2 separate regions of the Homo sapiens genome follow, and region 1 is linked to region 2. A link is an interaction called in ENCODE POLR2A ChIA-PET data of the cell type or tissue named here. Cell type or tissue: OCI-LY7. All regions are shown on one strand. Links, peaks and the distances in the headings refer to the core of each region. The heading gives the core; the rest is flanking DNA. Region 1 overlaps DDX19B (DEAD-box helicase 19B). Region 2 overlaps COG4 (component of oligomeric golgi complex 4).

The links. ChIA-PET counts read pairs that join two places held together with the same protein. Peaks named below come from ENCODE experiments on the same cell type or tissue, not always from the same donor. Only the 100,000 strongest peaks of a DNase experiment are listed, where the experiment ranks them.
Region 1: POLR2A ChIA-PET joins it to region 2 with 5 read pairs; 7 of 35 experiments call an interaction of 5 or more read pairs at or near these places.

Annotation. Positions count from the first base shown.
Region 1 is chr16:70,329,728-70,333,216 of GRCh38, reverse strand. DDX19B (DEAD-box helicase 19B) reads right to left here. Exons shown (of 12, transcript NM_007242.7): 9 at 3,149-3,386; 10 at 1,333-1,495; 11 at 58-249. The region is part of intron 3 of DDX19A-DT (DDX19A divergent transcript); the gene reads left to right. Among named protein-coding and RNA genes, the nearest start is that of DDX19A-DT, 15 kb to the left of the region's middle. RefSeq lists an enhancer at 1-637. In OCI-LY7, for the core only: CTCF peaks have their summits at 1,264 and 1,463 (motif pointing left); a DNase peak (open chromatin) is centred at 1,416.
Region 2 is chr16:70,482,192-70,484,691 of GRCh38, reverse strand. It overlaps COG4 (component of oligomeric golgi complex 4), which reads left to right. Exons shown (of 19, transcript NM_015386.3): 14 at 723-839; 15 at 1,871-1,963. Among named protein-coding and RNA genes, the nearest start is that of FCSK, 29 kb to the right of the region's middle. In OCI-LY7, for the core only: no CTCF peak of the experiment used is centred there; a DNase peak (open chromatin) is centred at 1,061; H3K27ac peaks cover 1,653 bases.

The sequences.
Region 1 (3,489 bases), core at 100-2,599, 150 kb after region 2:
ACCACCCCGCCCTACTTAGCAAAGGGCGCCAGGCACAGGACCCTCCCCGGGACTCACTAAAATGCTCCTGGATTCTGTTCAGGATGTTCATGCTGTGCTTGCTGTCCACCATGTTCACTGCCAGGCCCCTCTTGCCAAAGCGGCCCGTGCGCCCGATCCGGTGCAGGTAGGTCTCATTGTCAGGATTCCCGTCCTTGTCCACGGGAAGATCAAAGTTGATGACGACAGACACTTGTTCAACATCAATGCCTGCAGGAAGGAGAGTTGGAGGCTGAGAGGACTAAGGACAGGAGGCAAATCAGTCATGTGGTCCATCCATACAATGGAGCATGACTCAGCATTAAGGGAACACGGCACTAAGAGACGTGCATGACATTGAGTGCAGGAAGCCAGATCTGAAAGGCCGTGCAGTATGAGATTCAGATGATGCCCCAAAGCAAAGCTACAGGCATAGATACCAAACTAGCACGGGTCAGGGGGTGGGGTGCAGGGAGAGGTGATGAATGAGTCCCTGAGAGTTGGAGACAGAGAGAAGTAAGGACAGGAGACAAAAATCACTGTTGTCCACAGGTAAGTCAATGCATACCAACTTCGGGTAAAGGGAAAGAATTTGGGGGGCCGAGTGCGGTGGCTCATACCGGTAATCCCAGCACTTTGGGAGGCCGAGGCAGGCAGATCATCTGAGGTCAAGAGTTCAAGACTAGCCTGGCCAACACTGCAAAACCCTATCTGTACTGAAAATACAAAAATTAGCTGGGCTTGGTGGCAGGCGCCTGTAATCCCAGCTACTCGGGAGGCTGAGGCGGGAGAATCACTTAAACCTGAGAGGCGGAGGTTACAGTGAGCTGAGATTGTGCCACTGCACTCCAGCCTGGGCCATTGAGCAAGACTCTGTCTCAAAAAAATAAATAAATACATTTGGGACAGGCCAACTCTGGGAATTGGGTACAAGAGAGGGCACATACAGGCATACAGCAGAACCTGGAGGAAAAGAACAAAACTTTGGCAGGTGCCAACAAAATTATGAAATCAGTCAGTAAGCCTCTGGGAGACACAATGTTCTGGAGATGGGCATCCCTGGAAGAGCAGGCTCTGTTCTCTACCAGTCAGATGCCTGTACATTTCCTTCCACCAAGTCAGGACTCCTGGCTTCTGTGGGAGTTCTTATCACCTGAGGGAAATCCAAACAGTCTCTCCTAGAAAGGAATAGTGTCACCAACCCCACCCATCTCCCTGAGACCATCCGACTTCCCTGTGTACAAGGATTTCTGGCTCTAACTGGGCCTGGGACCCCAAGCCTGGCAGACCAGGTGGGACACGTCCTCTGCTCACCGCGGGCACACACGTTGGTGGTCACCAAAACCTTCTCTTTGCCCTCTCGGAAGCGCTCAATCACTGCAGCCCTCTGTTCCACCATCATCTCCCCACTCAGCAGAGCCACCTGGTGGCCTTCTTTTGAGAGCTCTGCTGCCAGCCAACTAGCTGTTTTGCGAGTCTGTAGTGAAAAGAATTGTTTTTTATGAAGAGACCTGTTAAAAACAAAAGGAAGACAACTGCTAAAAAGTGGCTTGCCACGATTAAAATACATGAAGGCCCTGCTAAATCCAGTTAGGAGGTTAGGCTTAAAATTTCTCAATGAAGCATGGTAGTACACACCTGTAGTCCAAGCTACACACTTGAGCCCAAGTGTTCGAGGCTGGCCTGCACAACATGGCAAGAACCCATCTCAAAAAAAAATTTTTCTTTCAAATAGAATTTTAGTCATATGATTTTTTTCTTTTTAGATAAGTTATGTAACTGCTGTTACTTTTGTATCTAGGAAGAGTGTGGCTTTAGCCAAAGATCTTCATTCCTAAATAGTCTATGTTCTTGCCAGATATGGTGGCTCGTGCCTGTAGTCTTAGGCTTTGGGAGGCTGAGGCTGGAAGATTGCTTGAGGCCAGGAGTTTGAGACCAGCCTGGACAACATAGCAAGACCCCACCTCTACAAAAATAAAAATAAAAATTAGGCTGACATGCATGGGGCACATACCTGTAGCCCTAGTAACAAGAGCCAAGGCTGCAGTGAGCTATGACCATGCCACTGTATTCTGGCCTGAATGATAGAGCAAGACCTTATCTCAAAAACAAACAAACAACATATATATTTTAAAATTTTATTTTAAATTTAAATTTTTTGAGACAGGATCTCATTCTCTTGCCCACTCTGGAGTGCACAGTCACAGCTCACTGCAGTCTCAACCTCCTGGGCTCAATCAATCCTCCCATCTGAGCCTCCCAAGCAGCTGGGACCACAGGCATGCACCACCACGCCTGGCTAATTTTTAAAATTTTTGTAGAGATGGGGTCTTGCTATGTTGTGCAAGCTGGTCTTGAACTCCTGGGCTCAAGAAGATCCCCCCACCTCAGCCTCTCAAAAGGCTGGGATTACAGGCGTGAGCCACTGTGCCCAGCCATATATATATTTTTAATGATGAGGTCTCACTATGTTGCCCATGCTGGTCTGAACTCCTGGGCTCAAGCGATCCTCCAACCTCAGCCTCTTGAGTAGCTGGGACTACAGGTACTTGCCCAGCTTATACTCTTTTTTTGTTGTTGGTTTTTTGTTTGTTTGTTTGTTTTTGTATTGAGACAGAGTTTCGCTCTTGTTACCCAGGCTGGAGTGCAATGGAGCAATCACAGCTCACTGCAACCTCCACCTCCCGGGTTCAAGCGATTCTCCTGCTTCAGCCTCCTGAGTAGCTGGGATTACAGGTGCACACCACCACGCACGGCTAATTTTTTGTATTTTTAGTAGAGATGGGGTTTCACCATGTTGGCCAGGCTGGTCTTGGTCTCCTGACCTCAGGTGATCCACCCGCCTTGGCCTCCCAAAGTGCAGGGATTACAGGCATGAGCCACCGTGCCAGCCGCCCAGCTTATATTCTTAAAAATCTAAAAATTATTTCATTGGCTGTTACTTGGGGTTTTCTCCAAGTAATCACTAAGAAGTGGAATCAAAGTCTCCCTCTTACGACTCACTAAAACCTTAGGAGAACAAACCACTTCGTTTCTTCCCATGGCACCCAGGGGCATCCAGTCCTCCTGAGCCCTGTGGGGAGCTGGCTGAGAGGGAAGGGCCAGGCCTGCCACTGCCACTGCTACTCACATGGCAGAAGATCATGGCTTGAGCAATGGTGATGGCCCCGTAGAGGTTACACAAGGCCTGGAACTTCTCGTCTCTGCTGCTGCACAGGACATAGTACTGCTTGATGGTGTCCAGGGTCTCTTCCTCACGCTTCAGTTTGATAACGTTTGGGTCTGGGACCACTTTCTGGGCAAACTTCCACACAGAGTCTTCAAAGGTGGCGGAGAAAAGCAGCATCTGGCAGTTCCTGGGCAGCATCCTGCAAGGGAAGGCCCTGGTAGGTGGCCCCAGGTGGCCCCGGGAAGCGACAGAAGCACAGCCTTCCCAGCTGGGAGGGTCTAGATGCCCAGGAAGGCTGATGG
Region 2 (2,500 bases), core at 1-2,500:
TGGCCGCAAGTGGTCCTTGCACCTTGGCCTCCCAAAGTGCTAGAATTACCCGCATGAGCCACCTCGCCCAGCCTGGTACTTTAATAAAAGTGAAATGCTTAGAACAAAGCCAGGTATACAGTACGCCCTTAAACCTTAGCTATGATCTTGACCATCCCCTTTGGTAGCCATACCAAAATATTTAAGAAGCAGAAACTGACTTTTGTGGTTTTTTGGTAAATTTAAATAAAATTTAAGAAGAAGTAAATAAATATAAAAGGGGGGGAAAGGAGGAACTATAGCAATAATAGCTAGTGTCTCCTGTGCCAGGCATTGAGCTAGGCACGTTGTGCTTCATCTCATACATGAGGAGCAGGAATTGGTGTTCCCATTTTATAGACAGGAAAATTGAAGCTCAGAAACTTTAAATCATTTGCCCAAGGTCACTCAACTAATACATGACTGAGCCAGGACTTGAACCTAGGAATGTCTGACTCTAAAGACAGGAAAAACTTTCTGGTATTTCTGTTTCTTACTCACTTCCCCGACATTGGTACCCCCATATTACAGAGGGGGAAGTGGGAGCCAAGTGGATAACCACCAGGATAGAATCCAGGTTTTCTGAAACCCATCCGGGCTCTTGACAGGCCATAGCTGGCTGGAGGAGTAGAACTGGCTGGTGGCTCCTCACACTCCCATGGCCCACGCGTGCTCGGTGGTCTTACAGCAGTGTTCTCCCCTAGAGTGACTGCACCAAGCTCTTCAGCCAGGGCATTGGAGGGGAGCAGGCCCAGGCCAAGTTTGACAGCTGCCTTTCTGACTTGGCCGCCGTGTCCAACAAATTCCGAGACCTCTTGCAGGTAAGCCCCAGGTTCAACTGCTGACTGAATCCTGTGCCTGTGTGTTGCTCTGAGAAGATTGTTAGCTGGCTCATCGTGTGCAAGGAAGCCAGGAGGACGGGTGAGGGAGCAGCACGCAAGCCCTGGAGCCTGGAGTTGTGCAGGTCCCTTGAGACTAAAGGCCCTGTTGGTTTCTCAGCAGTGAAGTTGTCACACTGACAAGCCAACATCTGGTGCTCTAGACTTTGCACTTGGCCCCACAATGACAAGAGCTCTCAGAAGATGCTCAGAGGAAGTGGAGCCACATGGTTGTTCTGACCTAGCCGCAGGTGCTGCCTAACATTGAGCATTCTGAAATCTCTTGTGAGAGTTTATCAGAACAGTCTCAAGGCCTCATCGTTACCCTGGACCTGAATCAGCTGAGATCTGGAAAGGGGCATGTTCCTGGCTCCTCCTTTCATTAGCACTAGCTCTGTTATAACCTCCAACAGGGCCTGCAGAAAGCCTCAGGGCTGGAAGAACGCCCTGCAGTCAAGGGATGGGGAGAGGAGAGAGGGAAGGGATGGGGAGAGGAGAGGAGGATGGGGTGGGGAGAGGAGAGAAGGAAGGGATGGGGAGAGGAGAAGGGGATGCGGTGGGGAGAGGAGAGAGGGAAGGGGTGGGGAGATGAGAGGGATGGGGTGGGGAGAGGAGAGAGGGAAGGGGTGGGGAGAGGAGAGAGGGAAGGGGTGGGGAGACGAGAGAGGGATGTGGTGGGGAGAGGAGAGAGGGATGGGGTAGGGAGAAAAGAGGGATGGGGTGGGGAGAAGAGAGGGAAGGAGTGGGGAGAGGAGAGGGAAGGGGTGGGGAGAGGAGAGGGAAGGGGTAGGGAGAGGAGAGGGAAGGGGTGGGGAGAGGAGAGAAGGAAGAAATGGGGAGAGGAGAGAAGGAAGGGATGGGGAGAGGAGAGGAAAGGGATGGGGAGAGGATAGAGGGAAGGGATGGGGAGAAGAGAGAGGGAAGGGATGAGTCGTGCCTTCTGTGTCACATGTCTCCACCTTGTCCTTGTGCAGGAAGGGCTGACGGAGCTCAACAGCACAGCCATCAAGCCACAGGTGCAGCCTTGGATCAACAGCTTTTTCTCCGTCTCCCACAACATCGAGGAGGTTAGCCTGGCCACAGGCAGCCATCAAGCCCCGATGACCCCTCATCCCTAGCCCCAGCTAGAGGGAGCAGAGCCATCTGAACAGACTAGACCTTCCATGCTTCCCAGGCCCACTTCCCCCACCCTGACCCATGAAGACTAGGTTCCTCCCAGGAAACAGTTTGTCCCTAGTCAGAAGGGCTCAGAAAGACATGGAGTTTGCCTTGACCTAACTTATTCCCTTATTGGAGCTCTTTTTGCCCCGCCTATGATAGACTTAGAAGCGTTTTTTTCCTCCTGGCGTAGTGATTTCATTCCTGTAGAACAAGAGATCCAAGAAGGAATAAAATGCCAGGAACTTTACCATGTTATGTGGGCCACTGCTACAGCCCTGGGCTGTTTGCTGGTCAGTTTCTGCCAGCCTGGGTGTCTGAGCTGGTTTTAAACTAGATGAGTCAGAAGGCACAGGGAAGGAAGAATGTTTTACATTATTTTCTTAGAGGGATAGAGGTGGGTGGCAATGAATGGTACTTCTTATGAGGCCCATGGTGACCAGCCC